2 separate regions of the Homo sapiens genome follow, and region 2 is linked to region 1. A link is an interaction called in ENCODE POLR2A ChIA-PET data of the cell type or tissue named here. Cell type or tissue: HepG2. All regions are shown on one strand. Links, peaks and the distances in the headings refer to the core of each region. The heading gives the core; the rest is flanking DNA. Region 1 overlaps LOC105373585 (a long non-coding RNA gene). Region 2 has its middle 14 kb from the start of LINC01101.

Evidence for each region. ChIA-PET counts read pairs that join two places held together with the same protein. Peaks named below come from ENCODE experiments on the same cell type or tissue, not always from the same donor. Only the 100,000 strongest peaks of a DNase experiment are listed, where the experiment ranks them.
Region 2: POLR2A ChIA-PET joins it to region 1 with 12 read pairs; 2 of 35 experiments call an interaction of 5 or more read pairs at or near these places.

What each region holds. Positions count from the first base shown.
Region 1 is chr2:120,538,044-120,553,740 of GRCh38, reverse strand. LOC105373585 (a long non-coding RNA gene) reads left to right here. Exons shown (of 4, transcript XR_001739681.3): 2 at 1-192; 3 at 417-1,853; 4 at 6,982-9,865. Among named protein-coding and RNA genes, the nearest start is that of LINC01101, 80 kb to the right of the region's middle. RefSeq lists a silencer at 585-714 and enhancers at 1,729-1,878, 9,031-10,230. In HepG2, for the core only: a CTCF peak has its summit at 6,929; DNase peaks (open chromatin) are centred at 7,310, 8,010, 10,450, 10,780 and 2 weaker places; H3K4me3 peaks cover 783 bases.
Region 2 is chr2:120,472,301-120,487,997 of GRCh38, reverse strand. No RefSeq gene overlaps it. Among named protein-coding and RNA genes, the nearest start is that of LINC01101, 14 kb to the right of the region's middle. In HepG2, for the core only: no CTCF peak of the experiment used is centred there; DNase peaks (open chromatin) are centred at 5,927 and 6,767.

The DNA of each region.
Region 1 (15,697 bases), core at 3,884-11,883:
CTGCCTTCCTAACAGGCTGTAGGTTCCTCAAGGGTTGGGACTGTGCCTGTGTTCTGGGCACCTGCCCATGCCTGGCAATTTGAAGAAGCTCAATTGCTACATGTTGAAGGAATGAATAATTGCATGAGCAACCATCGATAATTGCATGCTACAACCATCAAACTTGCAGGGTTCTTCCATGGAATAAGTGAGGTAATTATGTGTAAAAATGAATGAATGTTGTACTTGTTATAAAATAAGATCATGGGCTGGAGAAATAGTCCAGCGAATGAGTGAACGAATCAATGGCCTCAGCTGCCCGAGTGGGCGGAGCTTACGTTCTTTCCACAAGGGAAGTTCCCTAGGAGTTTCCGTCAGTAGCTCCCGAGCACGCCGGAGGCCTGGCCTGTGGATGAGATTGTTCCTTATTTCCCCAGCTTCAGCACCACAGAAGAGACCAGAGTCTACCTTGCCAGCTCCTCTAGCACCGACCACGTGCCAATTCATGTCCTGAATGCTCACTTCACTTCTTCACCTTGCTTCACTTCACTTACTGCACGGGAACAGAAAAGCCTAGAGAGGATGGATTACCTGTGCGGTTGCCTCCCTCTGCAGAGTGGGCGTGTCTCAGGAGCTTCTCTTCTTCTCCAGCCCAGTGCGGCCTCGTGTCATCCATAGGACCCACCGGCAGAGGGCAGGGCCTGCGAGTGGGGCCAGCCTCCTGGTGACTCTCGCCTCCTCTTTTCCAGCGGACGCTACCAGAGGACGAAGGTCTGACTCTGGCCAACGGCCCAGAATTTCTGGCCCAGTTTTGCCTGAGGAAGCCAACTGTGCAGGAGGTCAGGATCCCGGTAGGGTGAGAGTGGGAAAGTTAACATTCCCAAGAGACTCCAAGCAACAGGATTTCCTGACCTGGGACTATTACCTTTCTCACATTACATGGCCAGATTTACTTCCTGCTATTATTAAAAGTACGAAAAAGATGAAGATATGTGTTTAATGGAAACAAGGGCAAGAGTTTGCCTGACTGGACTTTGAGGAGGCTGTAGGATCATGGCGCTAACGGCATTTGGAGGGCTGGGAAGGGACTCTAGCCCTGGCTTTACCTGCCTTTGTCATCAGCTGGAGCAAGCAACTCCGCAACCTCGGAGCCTCAGTTTCCTTTTCTGTAAAAGGCGGGGAGGGTGGGTGGTAAGTGCAATGCTGAATCAGAACTCATAGAGCTGCTGGGTGGACATGTGAAGTAAAAGAGGAGACAGCTTTTGCTCCTGAAGGATGCCATTTGCGTTTTCCTCATCAGTTTGATCTCCTCCAATCATCCAGCACCTCCATCTGACCTTCTCAGCTGAGAGGTCCTCAGTGTTTCTGTGGCCTCCAGGAGAAAGGTCCCCCTCCCCGGCTGAGGCCAGGCTGATGGCAGGCTGCACGGCCAGCCTTCCACAGTCACCTGAAGGATACAGAAAAGGAAGAGCTGGAGGCTTCTAGCAAGCTGCCGAACTGTGTCCTCCAGCTGCGCCCAGCCCCCTGGAGGTAGCGCCGGAGCACGTGGTGGTGGCTATGTAGGAAGGCCCCTTTCGAGCCGCCCTATACTGTCTTTGGGATCTGCTTTTTACTGCCACAGCCTATGTGCTCCTGATTCTTCTCTCAATCCCTGGATGGAAACCGGCCTCTGATACTTGGCTCTGCTTCCTTGGAGGAGCTACTTAACCATTCAGTCCTCTCTGCAGTTAGCTATTAAGGTTGTCCTGCGAACTGAAGCAGAGAGTCCCCGCAAAGGGTGCAGAGTAGGGCACCCACAGAGGAGCCTCTAAAGCACTTTCCATGAGGTGGATGGCTTCTCCTCCCCAAGGGACCCAGGAAGGAAAGGAGAGCTGGTGAGTGGGTGGGCTGGGTGAGCCCAGGGGTCAGCTTCCTCCCTGTGGCCCACAACTAGCCTCTGAATCCCAGTGTCACACATGACTCTAAGTTGGTCTTGGGACCAAATCTCTGACCTCTTTGGCTGCAAGTACGAGAAGCCTTATGTAGTGCTAAAACAAAATTTTCACTTCTCCTTTTCGGCCTCTTAGAATCCATTGGCTGAGAGGAAATGAATTCACTAGTGTCTTGGCAAGAATTTATTTCATTTATTGCAATAGCCTCTGTTTACATTTCAAAACCATGCAGACAAGTGCGTGTGAGAGAATATATTCTGTCCATGGATAATGCCTGGGACCCTGATGAATTATCTGGCAGGCCCCCTTGCTGGGCACCAGTTTTGTCGCCATCCAATAAAGTCTTAATATAAACCTGGCTCTCAGGCATGAGCTATCTTAACACATTTTGCCAGGCATGTATTATGATAAGCCCATTTTGCAGATAAGAAAAGAGAGGCACTGAGAGCTATTGTAACGGCTCAGGACAAAGAGATAGGAGAGCACAAGTTAGGTCTGGGTGACCCCAAAGCCCATATTTCCCCCCATATTCTCCTCTGCCCCATGAGAGATAATCTCTGCTAATCTTGTCTCTGTGGCTGGGGACTGGGAACTCCTCAACAGTGAAGTTGTCAACTACCAGCCACATGTTAACATTTCCTGAACAGTCACAATGCTTTTGTATCCATTGCCTCGTTTAATCCCCTAAGAATTCAATTAGTTGCCCTGTTTTACAGAGAAACAGATCAGTCCTCAGAGAGGTTGAGCAACTTGCCCAAGGTCACAGGTTTAGGAAGAGGCAGGGCAGAGATCAGAATCCAAGTCTGCCTGTCCCCAGATCCCTGCTGGCCTCTTTGCAGTGTGTGGGCTTCCCAAGGTCAGAGATAAAGAGGGCACACATAGCTAGCCTGAGCCATAACATCCCTCAGTCCTGCTTTTCTTCCCCACTCACAACATGGTGGGTATGAAAGAGTAAAATGAAAACCCTAATTGTTTGCCCCAGAGCTGGTCCTACACCCGGGATGACTAATCAGTCTCCACATAGAGTACATTTAGGGTCTCTGGAATGAAGGAGAATGTGGACAGAAAAATGGGGCTTTTAAAAAACCTTGACTGAAAGTAATTTTTAATGTGCCAAATATTTCGACTCAATCCAATACACAGGTTTATTACACAGAAGGCCAAAATATCCTAAACAGGCATTATTTTGCAACAAGAAGAAATCAGAGCAAATCCAGCCATCATTACTCCCAGGAGCTAAGAATGTAATTGTCTAATGTGACTTATAATCAGCCAAGGTCTTGTCTTGATGCTTTAGCCCACCAAATGGCTTCTCCTGTCTCCAGGGGACAATAATCCCTGCGGAATTCTCCTTAGCACAGATGGGTTTCTGCACAGATAACGGGTTTTATTGCTTGAAAGCATTTCGCATTCTGTACTGCTGTTCCCAAGAAAGAGCTGGAACTGTCCTGCTCTGCATCTGTCTCTTCTTATTCCAGATACCTCCAGAGCAGCTCAGAATCCCTTGGGTTGGGGACAAGTCGAGGCAGAACATAGAAAGAAGCACTTTGTGCCAGGCAGAGATTCTCCACCCTTCCTGTTGTGTGATTCTGAGCACGTCACTCCTCATTCTCAGCCTTGGCTTCCTCTTCTGGAAAATGGGAAGAGGATGGTTCACTCAGATGCCTTGGGAATTGAGACTCCTAGCAGAGTGCCTGGCATACAATAGATATGCCGTAGCCCCTGTTCTTAATCAACAGCTTGACTGAAGCACGGCCAGGGAGAAGCATGACTTCGTGCGTGGACTTGGGTGCCCTTGGATGGTTGCTTGGTCAGCTAAGTGCTCCTTGTTGAGCATCCCTTTGATCAAGCCACTTCCCTTCTCAAAAGGGTTCATTGGTTTCCTGGCTCCCCTGAATGCAATCCAGATTCTTGAACCTGGCCATCGAGGCCTTCATTTCCCAAAATGTCTTTTCAGCCAACTTTTCCACTATCCAAAGAGCCACTTAATAAATATTTCAAGAAAGAGAAAATACAATGCATCTAGCATTATGTGGCTGAAAATCTTGGCCCTGTTCCTAAGAAGCTCGTAAGCTAATTGGGAGCAGTAAGATACCAAAAGAAAAGGAACCTGGCATTGTTTCCTAACTTATTTTATATTTTAATTAAGGGACCACCAGCTCAGGCCCAGAGCTCTAGTTCCACTTCTGCCTCACATTTGGAGGGCCTGCTCCAATGTGATACTTGGAGAATGCCACTTAAGTTAAGCCACAGTCCAGGCACAGTGGTTCACGCCTACAATCCCGGCACTTTGGGAAGCCGAGATGGGAGGACTGCTTGAGCCCAGGAGTTTGAGACCAGCCTGGGCAACATAGCAAGACCCTGTCTCTAAAAAAAAAATCTAAAAATCAGCCAGGCATGGTGGCACATGCTTGTAGTCCCAGCCAGTTGGGAGGCTGAGGTGGGAGGATGGCTTGAGCCCAGGTGTTCAAGACTGCAGTGAACTAGGATTGCACCATTGCACTCCAGTCTGGGCAACAGAGCAAGATCCTGTCTCAAAAAAAAAAAAAAAATTAAGCCACAGGTGGGTGCTGCGAGTCACTGACCACACGTCCCAGGCCAGGTGGGCGTGGCAATCTCATGAGGAAGCCCCCACACCAGAATGATGACTGTACCCACTTCTGTTTTCTCCATCGACACCCCACACTTGGCCAACAATCATAGAGAATGTCAGAAATGGGTGTTCGAGGGTGTGTTTTCTTTTTGGTAAAAATAGTTGCCTGTTAAGCAGCATGATGACATGAGAAATAAGCTTCCATTTGGTGAAAGTCGAGGTACTCAAGGCCTGTGTGATTTAGAGACACTTCGCAGGGCTGCAAGAACTGTGTAGGAAGCCAGTGAGGCCTGGAGGCTCTGCCCTGTGGCGTTGCTGCCCGAAGCTTGATGCCTGTCAGTCCTGGGTGTAGTCCTTCACCTGGGAGGACTTCCATTTGCCTAATGTTGAGTAAGAGGCCTGTGGGGACAAAGAAGTCCTGCCAGGAACATTGTATTTGTTGCAGATAAGCACATGCAAGTGAGTAGGAGCTCCTCAAAGGGCAGAGGGCCCGGATTCCACCAGTGGCACTCAGGAGTTTATACAGCCATTTGGGGCTCCTCGTGAATGAATGCTTGTTTTCTAAATGTCTCCATGTGGCAGAATTTGGAGAGACTGCTTCCGTTCTCACGTCGTTGTGAGGTTTGGAGAAGAAGCTAGCCCTCGCTCACTTCAAACTTTGACAGGAGCTACACTCATCAACCGAAACTAGAAGCAGCCTAAGGGTTGTGCATGACTACAATTTCTGTTTGTTTGTTTGTTGTTTGTTTTTTGGTTTTTTTTTTTGAGATGGAGTCTCACTCTGTCACCTAGGCTGGAGTGCAGTGGCATGATCTCAGCTCACTGCAACCTCCACCTCCCGGGTTCAAGCGATGCTCCTGCCACAGCCTCTCAAGCAGATGGGATTACAGGCACCCACTACCACGCCTGGCTAATTTTTGTATTTTTAGTAGAGGCGGGGTTTCGCCATGTTCACCAGGCTGGTCTCGAACTCTTGACCTCAGGTGATCTGCCTCAGCCTCCCAAAGTGCTGGGATTACAGGCATGAGCCACTGCACCCAGTTGCCAGTCCATTTTTAACAGTCCTTTATTAATAGTCATTTGCAGGGCATACCTAGGCTAGTGTGTCCTAGACTCTGAGGTGAATTTATCCATGATGCTTGAATGTAAGAAATGTCACATCGATTTATCTAATCCATTATATCTGTTTCCAGACCTTCTCCCCATTGATACAGCTGGGCAAACATGACAATGTCAGTCATTCACTGATGCTCCCTCCCTCCCTGCGTAAGCCCTAAGGCATATTAGGAAGCTCTGCTGCATAGTGGGCAGTGGTGTCCCCTCTCTGGGCATGTTTGGCAGGCATCTTTGGGGTAAGGTTTGCCAGCCTGGCCTCCTGCCCAGCTCAGCTTTGCCCCTGCTGTGAAGGGCATCTCCTGCTGTTGGCCACACTTCCTTGAAGCCAGCCAGCTAGAGGGACCTCATGCAGGCTATGGGGCCTCCTTGGTTGGACTCATGAGTCCCAGGTACCAAGGTGGTCTTTTCCACCATAGGTTGGGCCACTTGAGTGGCTATGGATTTGGAAGTCCCAGGTCCCATGGCCCATCCTGTTATATCTCTGTCCTCCTTCCTCATCAGCCCCATAGAGCTGAGCTACACATATTCTCTGTCTCTCTCTCTCTCTCTCATTTGGTATACCAAAGCCTCCATTTCTTGTCTTTTTGGGATTCCATGGTTGAATTATCCTTTTTGGGTCCCAAAACCCTAAAGCCCTTAAACCCACAGGCTGTTAGGGGCTGGAGCATGGGACTCAGATGCCCAGCTGCCCCAGAGAACAATTCATTAACAGTAAAAAGGCTAAGATGCGAATTTTTCTCAGAAAATCACCCATTACATATGAATCTTTATTGAACTTTCACAGGAAAGCCCCAAGAAGATGCTAGTATCATCATCACCCCCGTTTAACAGATGGGAAAATGGACTTAGAAGGATTAACCAATTGTCGCATGGCTAGTGAGTAGGGCAGTGTCAGTTTTGCTTCCAGGTCCAAAGTCTGGATCGCCCATTATGTAGTGGTTCTTAGAGTAAGGCCTGATTCCTTCTGGGCCTCAGTTTTCCCAGCTGCAGAGTGGCAGGTTCTAGCTACCAGAAGGCAGGCTAAACTCATGAAGCCCAGGCCTGCCCGATCAGCATCTCCCTCGGGCAGTCAGCTCTGGCCTACAGGTGTTTGACACACTTATGCTCAGCCACAGGCCCTGGGTGTATGAAAAAGTGATCCTGATCGACAGGCACCTTAGCTTGGGGCTCAGTCAGTCATAAATGAGGCGACAGTTCACCTGTCTCAAAGGTGGCAACTTAAATAACTCCCTCTGGGATATCAAAGCTGGCAAATGACCCTGGGAAACAGCTAGACGGCAGCACAACAGAGGCAGCTCCCGCGGCAGATGGGCACATTCCCCAGGTCCCAACCTTCATCAGTGTGTGTCATTTTTATTGCAGCTTCTGCCTCCCCAGCAGAGAGGGACCTTCCCAGAGAAGATGTCTTGCGCCTCACCTGATCTTGTTCTGAGAGTAGGAGACTGGAAGAGAAGCGTTCAACTCCCCAAACACAGCTGGGTTTGTTTCGTTTAATCTCCCAGCCTGTTTTTCTGCTGTCCTCCTGAAGAATGTTTAATCTCACAGTTAAAACCACCAAAAGCGACTTTTTTCCCCCTCAACTGCTCAGTAACACATGACCGTGCAAATTCGTTTGGCCCCAGCGCCACAAGTCATAAAAGGCATCTAGTGGGCGGCATGAGTCAATCAGGCCTTTGGACGGTGACGTAACCACAGCTTGTCAGTTTCCCCATCCAGGCAGCCCCAATCCCCCAGTGCAGACATCTGGAGCCAGGGATTGACAAGTGGATTCCAGGATTGGGCCCTGCCTCCCGCCCTGTTCAGTTCCAGCCCAGCCACGGCCGCCGCCAACGAGGACACGCACTGTCTTTCTGCACATTCCCACGTACACACACCCCCGCAGCCCCCTCTCCACTCATTCCTGCATTTCCGGCAATGTGAATTCTGACAGCTCGGGCAGTGTCAGCCTCTCCGGTGCATTCCTCACCACACCACCTCACTGCTCCCGAGCCTGCTGACAGCACTCCCCGCCATACCTACCAAGCCGAAGGTGCAAGGAACCTCTTGATCCCCACTGTGTCTTTGTCCCAGGGCCACAGCAAAATAGCACCCCCCTCCCCCACACACCCTCTAGCCTAATTTATTAGACTTTTAAACACATTTATTTACTGTGATATCTACACCACACCAAACATCTGGAGGGAAACCGGGAGACAATCCACCAGGAATTTAAATGTTTGTTCTGCAATGTAACTTTGAAAACCGAACCAGGAAAACTTGACATCTTTAGCCAATTGCTTGGTGGTGAGTAGACTTAAGCCAATATATAATCTGTAAAGGTTGTCCCTCTTTGCCCTCTCTCTATCCATGAAACGCATTCACCAAACAGCCCAGAAATATTTCTTTCTTCTCCTCTCAGAGGTATGTGAAACCAACCTGAATCAACAACATAGTTGTTCAACCAGCCTCACTGAGAACGAAGGCATTTCAGAGCTGGAAAGACGCTAGGGTCTGGGGTCTTATCTTCCACATTTATCTGCCTTATTATAATCCATCCAGTCATCCTCTTTGCCCTTGCCAGATCTCATCGCTTACACTACCACTACCGAAGGAGCATAACGTCTGTGACTTTTCTTTTTTTTTTTTTTTTTTTTTGAGATGGAGTCTTGCTCGGTAACCGGGCTGAAGTGCAGTGGCAGGATCTTGGCTTACTGCAACCTCTGCTTCCTGGGTTCAAGTGATTCTCCTGCCTCAGCCTTCTGAGTAGCTGGGACTCCAGGCATGCGCCACCACGCCCAGTTAATTTTTGTATTTTTAGTAGAGATGGGGTTTCACTATGTTGGCCAGGTTGGTCTCGAACTCCTGACCTCGTGATCCATCTGCCTCGGCCTCCCAAAGTGCTGGGATGACAGGTGTGAGCCACCGCACCCGGCCACGTCTGTGACTTTTCTAAAGCTTTAAGATGATGTCACCCATAGGCAGAAAGGCCCACTCATTTCGTGCATCTGCAGTCACTCTTCTGACGAGGTGCGGCTCTCTTTTGTTCTATCAAAGAGAAAGCCAGTCTAAATTAATGGGAAACTAGAGAATTAGGTCATTTTTCAAGATGAAATTGCTGGTAGCTTAAGGAATCAGCTACTTGAATCCCATGCTAAAAAAGTGTAACTCCTGAGGAGTGAGCTCTTCTTTCTTCCTTCCATAATGTCAGGCACTAAGGGAGGTTCAGAAACACAGAGCAGCATCTACTCCTTTCTCAACGAGCGTGGGGTCCAGTGCAGTTGGCCCTCATTTAACAAATAATTACACCCATGCGTGAAAGGTCCAGTGGGGAAACAGTGCGGGGAGCCTCAGGCAGAGCTGATTCAGGCCTGGGGAGGCACGGGAGCCACATGTTCAGGGTCCACAGGCCCAGCGGAGTGATACGGAAGTTTCCAAGATGGTAAGCCTCTCTCCTGGCCCATGCTCACCAACGGGACCCCATTCCTAACCAGGCTTTCCCTCTCTCTCTTTTAAGTGTTCCAGGAATGTTCCTACCCCTGCGTCTTTGCTGAAGCCCCTCTTGCCTGGGATGCCCTCTGTCCTCTCTTTCTGCCCACACACATCCTGCCAGTCCTTCAGACAGGGCCAGCCTCACGGGCATAGGACCTGAGCAGTTTCACAGGGCCCTATGCACAGAAGGATCCCAAGCTCGGTTGATTGCTCCGATCTTGCCATCTTGAAACTCTTTGATAATTTTATCTTTTATCTTGTGTTTTGGGAGTGAAATCCAATGGGATATTGGGGCCTGCAAAGGAGAAGAGGAGATCCGCACAAACCCGTTCCTGGCTGCTGCATTCACCTCCAGCGTTTGTGATGCCCCAGAGCACAGAACTCCAGGGAGCCCACGATGCAGGAGAGTTCAGCGACATTCACTGAGTACAAGAGAAGTGAGTTACTCCTGCAGCTGAGCACGGGGGGCGCTGGCAACTGCGAAAGGTCTCGCTTTCCATTCCAACCAGAACTTGCTCCTAGCGCAGACAGAAGGCCGTGGCATTCTGAGAAACACACATGATGAAGGAGCCCTGTCATATCCTCTCTTCCTTGCATCGCTTCCCCGTGTGAGCAACCACTTGTGCTGGAAATGATGACAAGGAAGGACCGGGAAAGACAGGGCCACCCGCAGTTCCTTTTCCTTGACGTCTTTCCTTCCTCATCAGCGAGCTGAGGTGGAGAGCGTTGGTAGAATGTGTGCATAATAAGAAGTGAAATAAAAACAGTCGAGTTAGTATTCTACTGTTTCCACTGTTCTGGTGAGAACAAAACACATATGCTGTATATGCTTTGAAATACAAAGTGTGTAATTTTAGTGATTCTGCATAGGAGTTAAATGTTTTTATATTTGCATTTAAAACTGCCATTGTATACTATAAAGATAAAGAGTAAAATGTATTCTAATAGTTTAACTTTACTAATAATTTAGTTTTTACTTTTATTTACCTAGAGTAACATTAAATAGCAAACAAACAAAACAAACATCACAAGTTGAGAGAGAAACCACAAAAGAAAGAAAAAAGCTTTATATGTTAGTACCTTGAGAGGCACTTTTTCCTGCTTTTTGAGTAGGGATTCATGTTTTCCCGTTGCACTGGGCCTCACAAATAATGTAGCCAGCCCTGCCTTCAAAGTGCATTCAAGTGACTCCCCCTTCATAATCACTTAAGCCTGGAGCCACGGCCTTGCCCCTGAACACGTAGAACAGTCATGGCCGTACCAACCGTGAGCCATTCTTGCCTCTCTCTCTTTTGTCTTATTCTCTTGTCATCTGTCCACCTCGCAGGACTGTTGGGAGGCACCAATGGACTTTGCAACTGGAGATCTCCCAACTGGACCATGTCACTGTTATGTTTAATTTGCACTGTGCACAGTAGGTACCCAGTCAACGTTTGTCGAATTCCATGGACTGGGCCTTATACCTCCGAGGATTTTTCACAGCAGTAGCATGTGCACATGCACAGAACGAGAACACAACCAATGCTTGTTTGCTGGTGAAGACCTGGTCTCAGTATTTTGCCCAGGAAACCCTTTCTTCATGGACAGCATGAGGCAAGCTATGGCCCTTGCTGTGGTCTCAGTGGTTCAGCACGGAAGATGAAGATGACGGGCAGTCTCAGAATATTAGCTTTAGAAGGGACTTTGGATCCTTTTGATTTTGGTAGGTGAAATACTTTTTAAAAATAAAGAAAACGGACTTTGGACAAATGCTCTCATTTTGTAAATGAAAAAGTAGAGACAGGAAGAGTAACTGATTTGTCCAAAATCAAACAAAGTAAATTGTGTTGCATCCTCTCCATCCGTAACCACCTTCGCCTTCCCTAACTGCTCCATGTGGCCTGGGAAAGTCCACTTCACCTCGTCTTAGAGGTGGGCTTCTGATTCTAGCTAAGCCAACCCCCACGTTCTGTTCCTCTGGTCATGGTGATTGATTTGGGGACCAGCCTGAGACCTAAGCTAGCCCAACGGGCATCCTTTCTGCCAGGAGTGAGAGGAGTCAGGCCCTCTCTTCCTCAGGATCAGGGATGTGAGAAGATGTGGCCTGGGATTGTTGCAGGTATTTCTGATCTCCTGAAGGGCCTGCGCCTAGGGAGAAAGCCCAGTATACTGCAGGAGGAAGGACAAAAGGAATGGCAGAATAGCACCAGAGCCTGATGCTTCCGAAAATCACTGGGTCAACCTGTACCTCAAGCCCACAAGACTATGGGAGCTTTCAATTATGTGACCAACAAATTCTCTTTTTGAAATGTGTTATTGGGGATTTTGTTCTTTATAACAGAGAGGGTGCTGACAAACACAACAGAAAGGTGACGTGAATAATTCAGGACACACAGAGGCTAGCCTAGAACCCAGGTCTCCAGATTCCCATCCAGTGACCATTGCAGTAGCCCCATGGGAACTAATACTGATGGTAACAGGTGCAGTGGAAGCAATAGAAGCAATAGCAAACACAACAGATGTGGTGCATTGTTGATACATTGTGAATGAATCAAGGATCCCAGGTCCTCTTCCGCCAGGGCCAGTTAAGCCAGATCTGCAGTGTCCCTGGGAAAGGGGTGATTCCTCCATTGAGGAATCGGGGGATGTCCTCCCTTGCTTACCTGCTCTGTTGCTTGGGCACTGCCCATTTACGATCCTGCAAGCAGCAGGCAGGTGGCATCCGCCCAGTAGAGTATCTGCAATAGCAGCACCGTGATGAGTGAAACTCAAGGTTTCATGAGGACACCGGGGGGCGGGAGCACCTTCAGGGCTCTGTGGCTAACTCAGGCACAGTCTGTGCTCAATAACTCCAAATGATAGGCCACTGTGGGCCATGAGCAGCTCCCTCCTTCCTGCCTTAATGAGCACAGTGTGGAGACTGAACCTCAGTCTCCTAAAGGGATGGAATTAAAGGAATTGGGTCAGCCCACTCATCTTACATCTGGGCGTACCAGGCGGTGACACACCCAGGCTGCATAGCCACACAATGCGCACCCTTGGCTGGCCCAGCTCTGCTCCCCTCCAGGCCCAGCAGCCTCCTTCAGCTGCTGAAGCTGAGGGCACTGGGGCGCTAAGGTCCTCACCGGCTGATGCTTTGGGCAGGTGCTGGGAGGCGAGGAAGAGCCCATGGCACCATCTGACTTCTCAAGGTGCCCTGGCAGGGTATCTTCCTGAGATCTCCTGGGGAGGTGGCCAGATGAGAGAGATCAGAAATGAGGGCAAAACCGCAGAGGCCAGAGCTGAGCTCTCCATCCTGTGCAGTCACCAGGCACTAAGGCCAGAGAGAAGAGGAGAGCCCTGAGCGCACAGTCAGGGAAGGCCTTGTGCAGAGGCGGCACCTGGGCAGGACAGGAGGGATGGGCAGAGGGGGTGGCAGACGGCAGACAGCAAGGACAAAGGGGAGGAGGTGGGAAGGTCCCCAGACGGCATGGAAGACAGAAAGGGAAGCCCCTCCAGCCATTCCTGCCAGAGACCCTGCCAGGGCCCAGGGGTGGGCTTGGCAGACTGAAGGGCTCCTTGCCAAGGCTGATAAAGGGAGTCTCTCACTAACTGGAAACAGGGGGCTTGCAGAACTGAGAGCCCTGTGAGAAGGGTCTGGATTCTGGTGACAGGAAGATTGGCAGGGCTGGGATAGTGGCTCGGAGCCCCCAGGGCCTGGTCCCAGAGGCTCAGACAAATGCCATGGTCCCAGGAGGCCCTTCCTTGCAGTAAGCAAAGATTTCCTCAGTTCTTTTGACTACTCCCTGGGTCAGGTGGCTTCACCTCGCTGAGCCTCCGTTTCCTCCTCTGTAAAATGGATGTGTAACCTGATAGGCTTGTTTTGAGTAGTTGCTGAGATCACAGGCCTGGCACAGAAAAGTGCCCTTCAGTTGCGGGCTCCGTGCCCCCTCGCCCAGCACCCTGTGCACCCCTCTGGTTTCTCTAGTTATTCACCAACTCTGCCCCGGTGCACTGCCTGCCTAGGGCTGAATGGAGCAGTGCGGGGGTAAATCAAGCCCACATGTCTATCACCAGGCACTAAATCTCCCCAGGGACATTCCTTACTGTAGCAGTAATGCCGCCAGCTCCAGGGAACAGGGTTGCACCATAGGGCAGGCTCCCCACACCCGGGAGGCTTAAAGGGCCAGCTCCAGCAGAAGCAGCAGGCCCAGCCTTACATGGGCACAGACGTGTCAGCAACAACAGCACCCCGCTGCAAAAATAAACAAGCAGCACCGCCGTGTCCAGAGACTCACAGCGTAGGGGATCAGAGCTCAGGCTCTGAAGTCAGACCAGGTCTCATTCCCAGTTGAGCCACTAAGCCATGTGGCCTTGGACAGGTTACTCTCCTCCCTGCTGTCCACCTCAGTTTCCTATTGGGCTGGCAGGTCTATGGTGAGGACTGAAACGCTGAGAGTCCCTGGTGCACATCAAACACTCCCTTGTAGCGCCATTGTTAATCAAGTGCCACGCACATGTGATTTGGTCCACTCCAAAGTTTCCTAAGGAAGAGACTGCTATTGTCCTTAAATTTCCAGAGGAGAAATAAAACCAAATCTCGGGCTTGTTTGGGCTGTGTGATCAATGGTCATCGCGGGACACTTGGCACTTGACCTGTGCTCCATGCAGTGAAGGGGATGGGCCCAGGCCCGGGCACTGGGAGTCCTGGCTGCTGTGCCTGCTGCACCCGCCCACTGCCCTGTCCTCCCTGGCTCCCCACCGCAGGCAGTTGTCAGGGCCGGCTTTCCCTCGCATGGTCTGATCACAAACCAGGAAGGACGGCACAAGAACTGATCTTTGTTGAGCCCCACTGGGTGAGGAAGGCCCCTTCGCTCCCGATCCTCCTCCAGCTCTGCCGGGAACTGCTTTGGAGAAGAGCAACTGGAGGATCAGAGAGGCTGTATGCCTGCCCTAGGTCACTCGGCTGGTGGGGGCATCGCCAGGAGTAGAGCCTGGCCAGCTTTGAAGCCAGCGTTCTTTCCTCTCTAGCCCACGTGCCTGGTTCAGTCTACAGTACCCCTCACTCCCAGAAAAAGAACAAAAGCATTCAACCCATGGCCTGTCTTCTGGGCTGCGAGGGACGGCCCTTTTATTTATGACAACCGGCTGGCTAAGATCAAAATGACCAGTGGGAAACACCAGTCTCTGTGGATGACTTTGTCATCAGATCACTCGAGAGAAAAGAGCATTTATCTGTCAGAGGCTCACTCTTCCTCTGCAATACCTTCTGAAATTATTGAGGGGATTTAAAACAGGAAAATACAATGTTTTCCTCATGAAAAGAACGTTTCTATTAGAGAAAGCATAGGAAATACAGAGAGATGGGGTCGGGGGAAGCCCTTAACCTCCCACCCAAAGGTAACCATTAACCTGTCTGTGCCTTCCTCTATCAGCTTTTCATTCTTTTTCAGCAAACATTTGTTGAGATCCTCCCTTCAGTGGTGCCGAAGAGCTGATTATGGTAGAATCTGTGCCCTCGAGCTCACTGTGTGCCGGGGTGCAGGGCTTTTGATTTTATAGGATGTTTCAGACACCTCTTGGGCACCACTTCAAGGGAGACTGGCTCCGTGTGGGTTTGCAGCAGCTTTGTGCAGAGGTGACGGCCCTTTGCCTGTGACCACCCTTGGTGCCTCTCCAATGTTGCAGCCCTCAGCCTTTGTGCATGGCCAGCCCAGAAGTGCGGTGTGCTCTGCCCATGAACGCGACCCAGTGGACAAACGCTCCCCATTTTGTTTCCTGGGTGGCTGGTCTGAGCCACATTTTACAAGGCTCCAGTGGGGTGGAGCTCCAGTTGTCCACAGTGATGGTCAACAGAACCATGTGCTCTTGGTGGATTCGTTTTCCCTCCTCCCCTTTCTCTCTCCAGTTCCCTCAGGCTAGTCCCTGGTAACTGTTTCCAAATAAACTACCTGCACACCAGCTTTTGGCTCTGCTCCCAGTTTGAGACTGTGGTCATGCTATACATACAATTTAGGAAGGGGAGGCAACAAATTTAAACATTTGTTATTTGCATATTTCAGTTCTATAGCTTTAGTATTGACTAAATACCCACCCCTTGCAAGACAGTCCAACGAGGTTGTTACAGTTGATTCCTCTTTATCAAGAAAATAAAAGGAAATGATGACAGAAACAGATGTTACTACCATCAGTGCACTCTCTTCACCTCTCACTGATTTGCTAAAGTAACCTAGGAAAGTAATCTCAGATATTTTTTATTTTGAAATGATTTCAAATTAAAGGAGAGCTGCCAGGGCAGTAGAGGTAATTTCTGTTATATACTTTTTGGGGGTGCTATTGCTTTTCCTGCTTTACACTGTAACATGATTTCCCACGTGAGGTGGGAGGTCCTGCCTGCAGCCACCCTGGACATCATCTACAGCCAGGTTTGGTAGAGCCTGTCCCCTCCCTGCCATGGACTAGTCTACATATGGGCCTACACCCGCTTGCAGGCTACAAGACCAAGGGGAAGTTTGTTGGGGGCCTCTTGGGTTTTCTCAATCCTGAAAGAGAAAGTCCCTGTTCCTCCTCTGGGCACAGTGGCAGCTGGATGGGATTCCCGGGCCAGCTGCTGCACCTTGCAACCCAAGACCAGCTTTAGGAGGAGCCAAGA
Region 2 (15,697 bases), core at 2,968-10,967, 65 kb after region 1:
GATGCTTCTGGGAGCCTGAGGTGCCGGCCAGCGCGGGAACAGTATGTGATATATCAGCTCCTCTTTTGGGAGCCGTCAGGCAGGCCAGGCATTTGTTTACCCCTAGTTTGAGGAGGTTCTGAAGAGGTAAGAAGAGCATGGAACCAATATTTACTGAGGGCCAGCCGTGAGCCTGCCATGCACCAGGGACTTTACTTACGTCTTCGTCCATTTTGCTGTGTTCCTTAGGCTCTGAGCAGGGGTGCTGCGTATAATGCTGAGAATTGACGATGATACCAAGTCTCTCACTGTGCTTTTCCTTTTAAGGCCTTCGTGTGGCATATCATCATCTCTTATCTGCCATTCACAACTATCCCTGCCTGCAGTTGGAACAGCAACTCTTGTGGTCACTCCTTTACCTGTGAGAAAACAGGGGTCCAGGTGGTTGAGGGGATTACCTACTCAAGCTTCAACATTGCCAGATCACAGCTGGAAGCCAGACACTCGACTTCTCATCTCTGGTCACAGCATCACACCCAGGGTTTAAAAGCCCATCAGTCCCCGAGTCCTAGGAAGGGCTCATCACATTAGGGGGACTGACTTGTGACTCAGCTAATCTTAAGGAGCAGGACAGAACATCTGGGAGCTGAAGCTGTAGGGGTGAGGAAAAGTGACCTTGTTACTCCCACGTAACGTCTTCCCTGGCGGCTTCCACAGGGGGCACCTCCAGGAGAGTTACACCTTCACAAGTGCCATCAGCCATCATCTGGCTCCTGAGGGCAATGTGGGAGTTCCTGATGACTCAGTGTGGCCTCTGACTGTCACTTCCCCGGCACTGCTGTGCAATTTCCAAATGGCCTGTTTTCACATGAGCTCATGGCTTTGGGATCCTGAGCACAGGCTCAGGCGTCAGGTGCTTTCCTGTCCTCAGCATGGGACTACGGATGGGCCCCCTTCCCATGGTGAGAACCAGATGTCACAATTGCGGTGAAGTGTTTAGCACGATGCCTGGCACACGGCCCATGCAGAGAAACATTAGCGTCTTCTCTGGCTTGTTCCCTGAGCTCCGGAAGAGTGGTCTTGGAAAAGAGACCCTCCCCACCTGACACTGTATCTGGGGTCATGCCCCTCTAGACAGCTTTCTCAACCCACAGTCAGTCATTGATCTGGAACAGGGGTGGACAGGCCCAGGCCAAGCCTAGGGAATGGAAGGCGATGGCTCCCCTTGCTCAAGCCAGGCCCAGGGAAGGAGAGCAAGAGAAAGGGAGGGTGGGGGCTCCAGAAGGGAGCAGTTGGCCAGGGGATCATCCTGGGCCCCTGCTAGGCCGGCTGGATTCCTGGCCTTGCTAAAGCCACCTGGCCAGGATGAAAACCTGTCCTGCCAGGTGACAGGGCCCGAAGGAGGAAGGAAGCCCACAGAACCGGGAAGTCACTGAGGCTCAAGCTGAAGGCCAAAATAATCCGGCCAGGAGGAAGTCAGGCTGAGGAGAATTGGGCCAACCCTGCACCCGGGTACACATGTACATTCACACACACACACACACACAGAGCACACGCACATACATGACCGTGCACACACGTATGAACATACACAACACACATTCTCCACACCAACCTACACTCTGCCATTTCTCTGACTCTGGCAGGATAAGGGTCAGGTAGGCAATGCTGATGTCAGGAGGCCTCCTTGGAGATGGATCACTGGGCTTGGCTGGAAGGATGCATGAGGGAGAGGCAGGTACAGAGGGAGAGGAGGACACTCTAGGCCCAGGGAATGGTGTGAGCAGGCATGTGTTGGGGCCACAAGAAATTTGGGGTCCCAGAGCTCAAAGCCAGCAATGAAGCAGGAGAGGGAGACGGAGCTGACCACGTTGCTGAGGCGATGGGGAGGGACGCTGGCAATTCGCGCTTCCTAAGGACCCCCTGAGAGCCAGAGACACCAGCACATCACGACCATAGGTGGCTGGATTGTGTGAAGACTCAGCTCCCCGAAAGCCACTATGAGGCCACAGTGAATGGCACCTCCTGGAAGGCTCTCTGTTTATTCACGCATTCACTCGCGCCACACGTGCCACTCGGCAGAAGGAAAACGCAGCTCCCTGGAGTCTCGGAGCTCGTCCAGGCTCACATGTAGATAGCTATGCTGGGATTCGAATCCCTGGAATCTGCCTTTGGGACCTTGTCTTCCTCACCCTCCTTTGACTTGAGAATCTGTACCTGGCTCCAGGGACCTGATATCAGCAGGGCAGGCGACAACCGTAAGAACACACATGGACCCAATGCATGGTGTTTATTGAACAGCTTCTCTGTAAATGCTGGGGCTGGGAGCTGCAGGATGGACACCAGGAAAAGAATGAGCAGGGCTGCTTTGCACGTGCTGACGGTGGAGAAATGAGTCACGCCATATGCCAGAAGAGAGAGAGCGACAGGAGGGTTCACCAAGAAACACGAGAACTCAAAGCATGGCACAAGAAGCCTTGGGGACAGTGGGGGCTGCAGGAAGAGCTCAGGAGAGGTCAGGAGATGGGCTCTGCCCCTAACTTGCTGAGCTCCGTTGGGCATCTCATTGTTTTGTCAATTCCCCCATTTGATGATTCAGCTGCAGAATTGCAGGTGCCAGTTGATCAAAGTTGCCCTCGCTGTGGGCCAACATTCAGGTGGTGCTGTGCCCTGCCCTGCCTGACCTTTGGCTGCCAAGACCTCTCAGGCCGGCTCGTCTGCCCCTGGCCTGCCTCTCCTGGGCCGAGTCCCTGCTGCCAGCTGTGGCCCACTGCCCGGGATTTTCTAAGCTGCATTGCCACTTCCTGGATTCCAGAGCTTGGCTCTACCCTGACCCCACCCCAACCTTCTAGAACTTTCAACTCCAGAATGCAAATGGGGGATCCAACCCTCACCTCTCCGCAGCCCAGCTTTCTCCTAATCCCATCCTCAGATGGGCAGCCCTGCCATGTTGAGAGAGCCAGGGGGGCATCACAGAAAGAGCAAGGGTTTGGATCACTCCCTGGTCAGATGCAGGCTCTGATGACCTCAGCGAGTCACTTACCCTCCCTGAGCCTCAGTTCCCTCATCTAAAAGTTTCCTGTCTCATGGGGTTGTTTGAAGACGGCTGAAATGATACGAGCCATTGAGGAGCCCAAGGCTGCCAAGGTGTTCATTTGGTAAACAGTGCCCTTGTTTTCTCAGCAATGCCACCCTGGCCCCTGTGGGGACAAAGAGAGGGCGCATGCTGTGTTTATCAAGCGCTCACAGTATGCACGCTTCCACATGCCATATTAACTAAGATACAGCGTTATCACTGCACTATCTTTTGTTGTCTTTTGATACAGTGAAGTAGAAGAAATAAAGATTATTCTTAGCCAGAATGGGCCTGAAAACTTGGGCAAGGGGCCCCAGAGGCACCTTCCTTCTAGCGTTCTCTGCAGCAGAAGAGCCCATTGCTGTGTCTTCCATGGAGCAGCCAGTGAAGGGGCTGCTTGCAGTGAGGGGCCAGGTTGCATAAAGAGCTGCACCCCAGATGCAGAGACATAGGCAGCCTTGAGCCTCCTACCCAGTGGAGCACAGGGGGTCAGTCACACAGATGGTGGAAAGGATGCTGCCTGTCCTGGGGCAGGCTGGCTCCCCTGCACCACATGCACCACTCTCACTTTTACTCCTGGATAGTGAAATTTTCTTATGTTCAAAGCACATTTGATGCTCTTTCTCTGATAGGAACTCTAGACTCAGAGAACTCAGAGCTCCACTAATCCAGTGGTTCCCACACTTGTTTCCCAAGAAAATTAAACATCATATCCCAATAAAGGAATCATAGCTGTCGGTCCATTCTGGTTGAAAAATTATGCAGTGAGGGATCTTATCCCTGCCGATTGACTCTTCTGTCTCCCCTGAGGCCCACCCTACTGAAGCCCAGGGGCCCTGGGGAATGAGACGTTAAAACCTCTGAGCTACTCCAACCTTTCAACACTGAGAAAATGTGGGCTTGTGACTTGTACCCACCAGTGCCCATGAAGTTGGTAATGGAACATTATCTTGCCCTCTGTTTTGTGTGTGCTGAACTGATCTGGCTCAGGAGACTACAAATTCGAGGTGGACTCTGTGTTCTCTCCTCCTCTGGGCTCCTCTGAGCCCTGGGTACACAATTAAAAGTATTCTCAGTAATGCTGACCTGAGTTGAATCAGAGTGCTTGGGCCAGTGTCTCCCAAGGAGAGGGAGACATGTATCCCAATATATATTAACCTCCCCATGATGATGGCCTCCCCACGCAGGGAGAGAGAGCATGTGGGGTGGACATGCTCTGATGGCCCCAGGAGCCTCCAGCTTCTGGAGCACCAGCTTCTTCTCAGGGAAAGCCATTTGGTGGGCGTGAAGACCATGCTGGGTTCAGGCTGTCTAGAGAGCTGAAACAGGGCACTTCGGGTGCAGGTACAGAATCATGTGGCCAGGTAGGTGGCCCGGCCTGACAGCGTGGGGCTTAACCCCCTGCCACGATCCAGGGATGCCAGGGATGCCAGTGAAGGAGTGTCTGCAGGACACCCTGGGCCAGGGGCTGGCACCAGCACTGCTGGAGCATGAGTGGAGACCCAAGCTGGGTGGGGGCTCTCATATGTGTGATCCCACTTGCTTCCTTTAACAGCCCACAGGCTGGGCATTTTTATGATTCCCATTTGCAGTCACAGACATGGGGCTTTGAGGGATTATGAGAAATCTTGCCCAGCAAGCAACTAATAAGTAAGGGAGCCTCTATTCGAACGCAGTTCCCGAAACCCCAAAGTTCACGCTTCCGTGAGTGCAGCCTGCACTACCACATTGCCTACGGACAGCCTAAGACAGAGGCAGAGCCGAGGTGAGGGGTGTGGCACAAAGGATTATTTAAAGGTGACTTTGGAATCTAAATTCCCATCCCCGAATGGCAGGCATGACTTTTGTGTCTGCCTGGTACCTATGGGGCCAGAAGGAGCTCACAAGCCCTATACAGCAGCCCTGACCTCAGCAAAGTCCTTGAAACCATTAACAGAGCCAGGTTCCAGCAGCCACTGAACAAATCTGGACTCCTCACAAAATTGCCCATCGGATTTGTGAAGGGAAGGTCAAGTAGAAAGGCAGCCAGAAGTGCCCAGTTGCTCCTCCCGGTCGTAGGTTCTGCCCATCACCTCCAGCAGGAGAATGGGAGACTTCCTTATCCAGGGTCCTGTTTACCTTAATGCTCTTAAGGTCAATCGCTTGTTTGTTGAAATTAAATTTGCTCACCTCCCTTACTCGTTAGAGACTGTCAGAAGCTGAGAACACTCTCCACTGCTCAGTCAACACACGTGGATGCTGCGAAGTCTGCTAGAGCAGGATAGCTCTGGCTCTGTTGATGCCTCAGGCCTTCTCGGCACAGTAGACCCTACCGCCATTTGTCCTTCGGCCTCCTGCATGGCCTGTGCATGACCAAGTGTGTTCTGGGTGTGTGCACAGGCGTGTGCTGTGCTGGGGGCTGAGAAGAGTCAGCCCATCCCACTCCCACACCACATCCCGAGGAAGTCCCACCCTGGTGACTCAGATACCAGGCGGTCTGTGGCGGAGTGTCCTAGGCATAAGGCCCCCCCAGCTGGTCAGATGAGTGGCTTTCCCTGGGGTTTGACTTGGAGCCTCTCTCCTTGTCTTCTGTGGCCTCTCCCACAGCACCACCAGCTTCCCATCCACCCCAATCTTCTCGCTGCATGCTTGGCCTTTGAGACAGCCACTCTCATGAGAATACCAACCTGGATGACTACACTCAAAGAGAAAGAAACGCCTGGTGTCCCCTGGTGCTTAGAGGGTAGTGAGCTCCTTGTCTTTGGAGGTCTTCAAACACAGGCTGTTCTGTAGTAGACATGTGGGAGAAAGCACTCCAGTGTCTGGTGGAACAGGGGCAAAGGCAACGCAGGACTGGAGACAGTGAAAGTCTTTTGCAATGTGGACATTCCCCGAGAAGGGCCCTTTGTCCGGGAAGCTGGCTGCAGTTGAAGGAGAGAGATGGAACCAGAAGTCTACAGTAGGAAGGCCATGGGGGGACTCTGACCCTGTGAGAGGTCAGGCTCTGGCCTCTTCCGTTAGCGCTCTCACCTGGCCAAGGCTCACGTCTGTCGATTCTGTAGCCGCGATGGGTCCGAGGAGAGAAGGGAGCTGTGGAGAGCTCCTTTGGTGGTGCAGTGAGACCCTGTCTCCAACCCTCTCTTGAGCGTCTGGCCTATGGGCTCATGGCTCTGGTGGGCAGCATGCCTTTCCACGCAAACATGCACGTTCCTGGCCCTGGCTGGGGGCTGCCACCATGTCACCTCCTCTAAGCCTCACCATAGCTCTCTAGGGCATCTGGCTAGAGCTTAATAAATATTTGCTGAATGAACGGAACTGCATGCCCAGATCAGCTGGGGCAGCCAAACGAGGCCACAGTCCCATGAAGGCCCCAACTATTCCAAGACTCTGCTTGATTTACAGGCGGCACAGGCTTCTTATGGGTCTTCTCCCCCATGTCTATCAGAGCTCCCAGGGGTGCCTACCCGTGCCCAGAACTCCACCTAAGCACTGCTTGCTGCCCACCTGCCCTTAGCAGGAGCAGTTCCCCACCACCAGTCCTGGGGAGCAGGGCACAGACACCCATGCACCCTTGGCCCTGGGTTTGGGGGCCACTGCTGCTAACAGTAAAAGGGGAACACCACCACTAGCCGTGCTGCCCCTGCCCTATGCGGGAGACAGAAACCTGCCCAGGCTGTCAGTGTACAAATATTGATTGTGTGTCTGCTCTGTCACAGGCATCAAGAGCTGGTGCCACAGCTAGCAGTGGGGCCTCCAGAGCCAAACAGCTGAGCTGAGTGTCATTGAGGATCAATGCAGTTGGGACTGCACAGTGTTAAACTAGCACACACACAGTCTCACACGCACACACACTCACACACTGACAATCACACACACTAACATGCACACACTCACACACACTCAGACACTCTCACACACTCACACACATTCACACACCGTCACACACACTCACGCTCACTCACACACACTCTCACTCTCACACACTTCTCACTCTCACACATACAAACACTTTTCACTCTCACTCACACACACTTCTCACTCACACACACATTCACACACACATATTCTCACTCTCACACACATTCACATACTCGCACACCCTCACACCCTCACACACACTCGCACACCCTCACACACTCATACACTCACACACTCTGACACTCACACAACTCACACTCACACATTCACACACACTGTCACACACTCTCACACACACACATACACACACACGCCTCGACACACGTTTCCCTCATGCATGGGCCACCGGCACTGCATGGGTTTCTCTTTCATCCCCTGCTGGGTGGTGACAGCTCTTTCCTGACCATGAGATTTGGGGCTGACTCCAGATCACTGCCATTTTCCCCTGTGCTGAGCTTGCCCCGGGAGACTCACTGTCCTTCCCTGAGGCCTGGCCTTGGTCAGGGTCACAGCAGCAGATCTGACTTGTCCACTGTGATCCCTCCTTTCCTTAAAAAATGTTTTTCTGTCATTAGGCTGATGAAGAAAGACTCCTGCCCTGGAGCCTGGCAGCCAGTCAGTTTTCAGGAGGCAGATATGAGCCGTCATCCCTCTCTGCACCGATGCCCCCCTTACACCACATTTCAGCACATGTGGCTTAACTCACCTTTCTGTTCTGCTGATGATAATAATGAAGAGAGGAAAGCAGAGGGCGAGGATTTCAGCAGAGAGGAAAAGGGGACGGCCCAGCTGAAGAGCTCTTTGCACTGAAGCCTCAAGAAGCCCTGTAGGGACAGAAAAAGGAGTTTGGCTTCCTAACTCCTTTGCATGTGAACTGGGAGGGGGCAGAGGTGCGAGGAAGGCAGCTATTGAAAAGCTGGTAGCCAGTGAAAGAGCCAGTTGAGGGATTGGGTCAGTGGCATGGCCACCTTGCAGTGGAGGTCCAGGCCTTGTCCACAGCAAGATGGCTTCAAGTCAGATTTCTGGCAAGAGCTTTTCCAAGCTGTGTCACTGGGACCACAGAGGGACTTGGGGTAGCGGTTAGTGGGTCCAGTTCACAGAAGACCAAACACAGGAGGAAAAAGGCCTCTTAGCTCACTAAGTAACTAATTTTTTTTAATATGATTTTTTTTGAGATGAAGTTTTGCTCTTGTTGCCCAGGCTGGAGCTCAATGGCGCAATCTCGGCTCACTGCAACCTCCATCTCCCGGGTTCAAACGATTCTCCTGCCTCAGCCTCCCAAGTAGCTGAGATTACAGGCACCCTTCACCACACCTGGCTAATTTTTTTGTATATTTAGTAGAGACGGGGTTTCACCATGTTGACTAGGCTGGTCTTGAACTTCTGACCTCCAGTGATCCACCTGCCTCAGCCTCCCAAAGTGCTGGTATTATAGGCGTGAACCACCACACCCGGCCCCCTTTTTTTATAATTTTTTTTTTTGAGACAGAGTCTCGCTCTGTCACCCAGGCTGGAGTGCAGTGGCTTGCTCTCGGCTCACTGCAACCTCTGCCTCCTGGTTCAAATGATTCTCCTGCCTCAGCCTCCCGAGTAGCTGGGACTACAGGCATGCACCACAGCACCCTGCTAATTTTTGCTTTTTTTTTTTTAGTAGAGACAGGGTCTCACCATCTTGGCCAGGCTGGTCTCAAACTCCTGGCCTCAGGTGATCCACCTGCCTCGGCCTCCCAAAGTGCTGGGATTACAGGTGCGAGCCACCACCCCCGGTCAAGTAACTGATGTATAAATGTCTTGTTGAAACTAAGCAAGGAGATCTGAAAGGATTTCCAGCTATCTAGGGATAATCCATGGAAATTAACAGCTGTTACTGACTTAGACATGTCCATGTCCCATAACTCTCCTCTTTGGGTGTGATGCCTTTGTTGGATTTATAAAGCAAATGTGAATTTTCTTTTTTGTTTTTTTGAGATGGAGTCTCACTCTGTTGCCCAGGCTGGAGTGCAGTGGTGTGATCTCGGCTCACTGCAATCTCTGCCACCAAGGCTCAAGCGATTCTCCTGCCTCAGCCTCCCGAGTAGCTGGGACTACAGGCACGCAACACCACGCCCTGCTAATTTTTGCATTTTTTTTTTTTAGTAGAGATGGGGTCTCACCATCTTGGCCAGGCTGGTCTCAAACTCCTGGCCTCAGGTGATCCACCAGTCTCAGCCTCCCAAAGTGCTGGGATTACAGGTGCTAGCCACCGCCCCCGGCCAAGTAACTAATTTAAAAAGGTCTTGTTGAAACTGTAGGGAAGGAGATCTGGAAGGATTTCCAGTCATCTGGGGATAATCCGTGGAAATTAACAGCTGTTATTGACTTAGACATGTCCATGTCCCATAACTCTCCTCATTGGGTGTGATGCCTTTGTTGGATTTTTAAAGCAAAAGTAATTTTTTTTTTTTTTTTGAGACAGTCTCACTCTGTCGCCCAGGCTGGAGTTCAGTGGTGCAATCTCGGCCCACTGCAACCTCTGCCACCGAGATTCAAGCAATTCTCCTGCTTCAGCCTCCCCAGTAGCTGGGATTACAGGGGCCTGCCACCGCGCCCGGCTAATTTTTGTAGTTTTAGTAGAGACGGGGTTTCACCATCTTGGCCAGGCTGATCTTGAACTCCTGACCTCCTGATCCACCCGCCTTGGCCTCCCAAAGGCCTCCCACTGTGCCCAGCCAAATGTGAAAATATTTACCACACACAGAAAAATTATCAGTAAGTTTATTCCCCCAACTCCTTCTCTCCCAAAACCTCCAATGCTCCTGGCTGAGAATCCTCCTGGGGAAGCTGTGGGACAGGTGTTTGTGGGATGCTGATGAAAATAGTGCAGAGGATGCCTGGGTGTGCAGAGAACTCTGGGGAGGCAGGGAGGCAGCCAGAGGAAAAGAGGGAAAGAGCATTCTAAGCTGAAGGAACCGCAAAGCCTGTGAGGTGGAGAGGGCTTGGCTGCCTGAGTGGCCCAAGAGAGGCCAAGAGCTGGAGCCCAGCAGGCCACAGGGGATGAGGCAGGGGACAGAGGATGCAGGTGCTGGTAAGTTAGGCTAAGGAATCCAGTCTTCCTTCTAATGTCTGTGTCTGGTTCACTGTAATGCCAGCCCTGTGCCTAGCACAGGTTGGGAGCTGAATCCAATGCTGCCAGATTGGAACCTCCTCTGCACATTTTCAGGTGAGTTTATTGTTCACACCCAGCCAGGGGAGTCTTCGGAGTGGAGAGGGGAGTGGCACAGTGGGATTTGGGTTTTGTGACGGTCACTCTGATTGCTCAGTGGGAAATAGAGCAAGAGTGGGCACAGGTGGAGCTGGCAGAGGCTACTGCAGCAGCCCAGCAGGAGGTGATGGGCAGAGGTGGGCAGTATGTTCAGAAGGAGGCTGGCCAGAGGAGGGGGTGGACCAAAACCCAGCCTTGGTGGAAACCTCCCAAGATGCTGCAGGAAGGACATCAGTGCACGTGGATCCTGAGCCCCAGAGGAAAGTCCACTGCAAAGTCCAAAGAATTAGTGGCAGGTGCTTTGCAAATCCTGTGTGAGATGCCATGTTTTGTGGGTTCTGGTGCCGGCTGTGTGACCTTGGGTAAGTGGCTTTGCCTCTCTGAGACTTGTCTTCAAATAGGCCAGAGGCATGGCAGATGGCATCACACCTGCTCCCCAGGAAAAACAGCTGTGTGCTCAGCATCAAAACAGGGGCTCCACACTGGGCCAGGGGGAGCATCTGAAGCCACTTTCTCACTCACCTAGCGGTGGTGGGGTGGGGCTGGGCTGTGGCTGGTCTGCCCAGCCAGGTGAAATCAGGCACTCAAATGGGGTGCCCCTACCCTCTGATCTCACAATCCCACCTCTAAGCAGCTGCCTGAGGGAAAGAACCCGAAATACATATATGTAGCCAGAGTCATTGATCGCAGTGCACTTATAATGGTGAGAGATTAGAAATAACTAAGGTGTCCAGCCCCAGGGGCGGGATTTTGTATGTGTGGAACTGTCACTCAAGGGAGTAACGTATGGATGTTAAACCTGATGTTTACACAAATTTCTCATCATAGAGGAAATACCTCTGATGAGATGTTAGGTACAAAACTTGGAATTATAAGAGTATGTACAGAACTTGGGCTCTGCAGTCAGACAGGTCTCAGGCTGAGGTGCAGGTAAATGAATGAGGCCCAGGGAAGCTGGGGGCACTCCATCCACAGTAAAGGGGACGATCGCATCAACTATGCAAAACCACCCAATACACATGTATGGAGGTCTGGGAAGAAATGAACCCAGTTCTTATCTTGGGGTACATTATTTTTCTTTATTTTATTTCACTGTTTCATCCAAATTTTCTCTACAGAACATAATTTTAATTCTAAAGTGAAGCCAAATAACTTTATGCTTGTTTAATATACAAGGCTGGAGGTGCCCCAGGCCCAGCCTGATGTCGCTGAATGCCTGGGTCCCCATAAAGTCTAGTGAGGGGATATGAATGATTGGGTGCTGCCCAGCCCCTCCTCCACACAACCCCTGTAGACACATGGCCCACAGGGCCAGCCGAACTGGCGGCCCCTCCCAGGGGGGCGACGGGTCCAGTGGGGCAGTGAGTAATGCACCCTGGGCGGAGGCTCAGGACTGAGGCCAGATGCAGTACTTAGGTTGTTTTCTCATCAGAAGTGCAGGGGGTGGAGGCGGACCTCCTGATGGGTGCCTGCTTGCCACTCACCTGGGCTGACTAACCTCGCTGAAGCACCTTCAGGCCTCTGGCCATACCAGGTGGGTGGCAGGAGCTGCCAGGACCAGACTGGCTGCTGGCCTGGAGCTGAGGGCCCCTGACTCATGGGAACAATGACTCTTCTCTCCCCAGACCTCTCTTCTAGCTCTGCCTGAAGATAAGTCCCTTTGATAACCATGTTTCCAGTGTAGGGAACTATGCCCTGGCAAAATCAGAAAGCTGTCACAGGCCTGGGTTGACCCCTACCTCTGCCATGTTAGCTGTGTGGCTTTGGGAAAATCACTTCCTCTGTGCCTCATTTCCCCTTCTGCAAAATGGGGATCAAATCAAGACCTTTCTTACAAGGTTGTGGAGAGAATGGAATGAGACGGCACCATAATGAATCCTCGCAGTGCCTGTGTGCAGTGGGAACTAATTCATCATTGCTCCCTCCCTCTTTCTGTTCCCCACGGCACGTCCTTTCCTTATTCTGACAATGAGCCTGAATTCCCAGTGTGGCCACTCTAGGACCCAACCTGGAGCTGCTGCTCCCCGGCATCAAAGGTCTTGGCTTGAGACTCCTTCCCTCAGATATAGGTGCTGATGTGTCTGTCAATGGCTGTGCCCTGCAACTGGAGGAAGACAGTGGACTACATAATCACAGGGTCTTCCCAAACATGACAGGAACCAAGAGAACACAGATAATGATCAGGGACCCTAAGGTAGGCCTCAACTCACTCCACATTAGCACAGCCCCCAGATACAGGAGGGCAGGCAGGCTGGGGAACTGCTGGCCAGCAAGAGGGACCTGTGGCGTGGAGAAGAAGGAACTTCCTTCAGCCTGCAGGGAGGAAAGACCCAGCCTGGGCTGAACCCTTGCTCTGCCACCATCAGCTGTGTGACCTGGGGCCATTGGCATCATCTCGATGAATCTCCTCACCTGCAAAGAGGATAAACAATAGCAACTGGTGGGTTTGTTGGGTGATAGGCACAGGAAGGAGACTCAGGAATTGTATTCTACTAGGAATGGTGCAATTACAGTGCAATCACAGTGCAAAGGCTATTGAAGCCCAACCACTTTTCTGAAGTCCCCTTAGGGCTACATAAGCTCTGATAAAAGATACCTGCCACTCTCACAGTGGTGCTTCGTAGACAGTAAGCCTTCTAAAGAAAGGGCTGCTGGCCAGGCGCGGTAGCTCACGCCTGTGATCCTGGCACTTTGGGAGGCCAAGGCGGGCAGATTGTGGGGTCAAGAGATGGAGACCATCCTGGCCAACACGGTGAAACCCCGTCTCTACTAAAAAAAAAAAATTAGCTAGGCATGATGGCGCGTGCCTATAATCCCAACTACTTGGGAGGCTGAGGCAGGAGAATCGCTTGAACCTGGGAGGTGGAGGTTGCAGTGAGCTGAGATTGCACCACTGCACTCCAGCCTGGCGACAGAGCGAGACTCCATCTCAAAAATATAAATAAATAAATAAAAGAAAAAAAAGAAGAAAGGGCTGCCATGAAACTCATTCTACTCAGGCAAAGGAAGCCTGGGTGGGGCCACTCCCTAAGGCCACAGTGCCGGAAGATTGGGAGTTAGGGTGCGAGCAAGGGTCTTCCCACCCATGACCCTGGAAGCCCCTCCCCTACCCACTCACTCCTGCAACCGCCACCCAGCCTTCTGCAGCCACACAGTGTTGTGTGAAGTTCTCCCGAGCTCCGTGAGGCTCCCTGAGGAGCCCCTAAGCTTCCATGCCTACAAGCAGGGAAGTGCACAGGAAAATGTGGTAGGAGAGACACAGTCCGTCACCTACCAGTCCCAGCCTCGAAGCTCATTCCGTCATTCTTTTATTTTACCAAGCAGGTAGGATTTCATTTGGAGAGACTGGGGAAGGAAATCCAAATGGGAGGCAAGACCCAGGCAAAGGTGTGGAGGCTGGACAGGGAGAGACCACCAAGAATTCAGGGGCGGGAATTCAGCCATGGGGAGCCTAGGTTCAGGCAAGGTTAAGGAGAGGGAAGGTTTATCCCCATGTCTGACCTACCCCTTCAACCGTCCCCCCACTGGCCCCAGCAGCCCTGCCCAGAGCTGCCTGCTCCTCGGGGGACAGGGGTGGTGTTTGCAGCCCCCTTAATATCTTCCCGTGGGCACATATCAGCATTTCACCGGCTCCCTGGCAGAGCAGGCTATGTGATAAGAAATCCAGGAAGTTCAATAAACTCAGAGCGCTTGGCCACCACCGTGGCTTATGCCAGAATAAACAGGGCCTGGCATGGGGTTGCAAGGCCCTGTCCCAGGGCAAACACTGCCTTTTGCCAAATAGGGAGTTGTTTTTGCAAAGGCAAGTGTGTACCTGGGGGGCAGAAGAGCAGTTCCGCCAAGCCCCTTGACCACTTGCCCCAACCGGGCTCTGACATCAGTTCTTACTAGTAACGACAGAGGCCAGAGGGGAGACTCTCACGGCCGTGAGTGAAAGATACAAAGTTGTTACAAAACAAAAAAGGAAGGAGAATGAGTAATCTCAGTCATAAAGCTCCCAAACAGCAGTTCAAACCCGCTCAGGTAATCCGTGCATCATGCTTCCTGCAGTCTCCGTGTTGCCAACACCTCATCTTGCTTGATCTTAAAGCGCCCTGTGAGGTTGGCAGGGAGGGGAAGATGAGCCAGCCCTGCTGACTGGGAAAATGAGGGGCAGAGCACCTAACAAAGGTTCAAGTTCACGTGGAAGAGCATAGAGGGCCAGGCCTGGCAGGATTTAAGCAGTTGCTCCACCGCACACCTTAGGCAGGTCCTCTGGGCTCTGGGAGTCTCAGTTTCCTCATACGTAAAATGAGGCTTGCAACTGCTACCCACAGATAGGTCCTGGGTTTCTTTCAGGTAAGAGTTTTGAAGGCCTTTAGCCCTGCACTTGGCCTGCACAGACTCTCAGGAAAACAAGTTCCTGTCTTGGGCCTAGGGTACCACACCAACTAGGGGCACAGTGGCCTTCCCGGCACCCCATTGGTAAGCCGAGCAAACAAAATATTCGCTTCAGGAGGTGCTGAAGTGTGCAAGAAAAGTTGTCTGCCTGTGATACACACCCTCATTGCACAATGACCAGGACATAAGAGAGCTCATGTGTGTGCGTGTTCGTGTGCACACACGCCCTCTCTCCAAAGGCCCTCGCTCCAGCAGTTGCATCATACATCACAGGCAGCTCCTTTGTATCCTGCAATAAAGTCATTTAATGCTAATGATGAAATGTATGCCCTACAGTGCTCGTTATTAATAGGAATTAGATGTATTTCAGGTAACAAAACAGTGAGTCATGTGGGCAATGAACACATCGTGCCAACCCGACCCGTGGTGGGACTGACGTGGTTCATGCTTGCCCCTCCAGAAAGAGCCACGCTCCCACAGCAACTACAGATTAATAAATCATGGCGTGGCTCTAAAGCTGGCCCCCAGGGGCGCAGGACTCAGGACTCACCTCTGGAGCTACCAGTGTGTCCCACGTCTTTTTCTTCCTGATGATTTTGAAAGCATCTATTCACTGTCATCACATCCTCCCCTCATATTCGCTTGTACTGTGCTCACTGTATCTGACCCCTCAACACCAGACACCCACTCACATACTGACACCTTAGTTTGTGCCAGACCCCACAGAACTAGAGCTAGACCCAGAGATAACCCATAGATACACACACAAACGCACACACAACCTGAGTTGCACAAAGATGTGTGCTCATACAGACCCGTGCCCACAGAGGTCGCAACCACACATGCACATGTGTGTCTCCTCAAGGCTTAATTGTCACCTCCTCTGTGAAGCAAGAGCCTCATCAGAGTACTCATCATCAGGAGAGCCTGGGTTACGTTGCTGTAACAAGTAACACCAGATCCTGGTAGTTTTTGGTAGTCAGGTGGAGGCTCTGCTCCACACAGTCACTTGGGGATTCAGGCTGCCAGCAGCTCCATCATTTTGCATCCTGAGCAGCTAGAATGTCCTCAGTGGCTGTGGCAGGGGAAGAGAAAAGGCAGAGGGTGAAGCCTCGGGCTAAAGG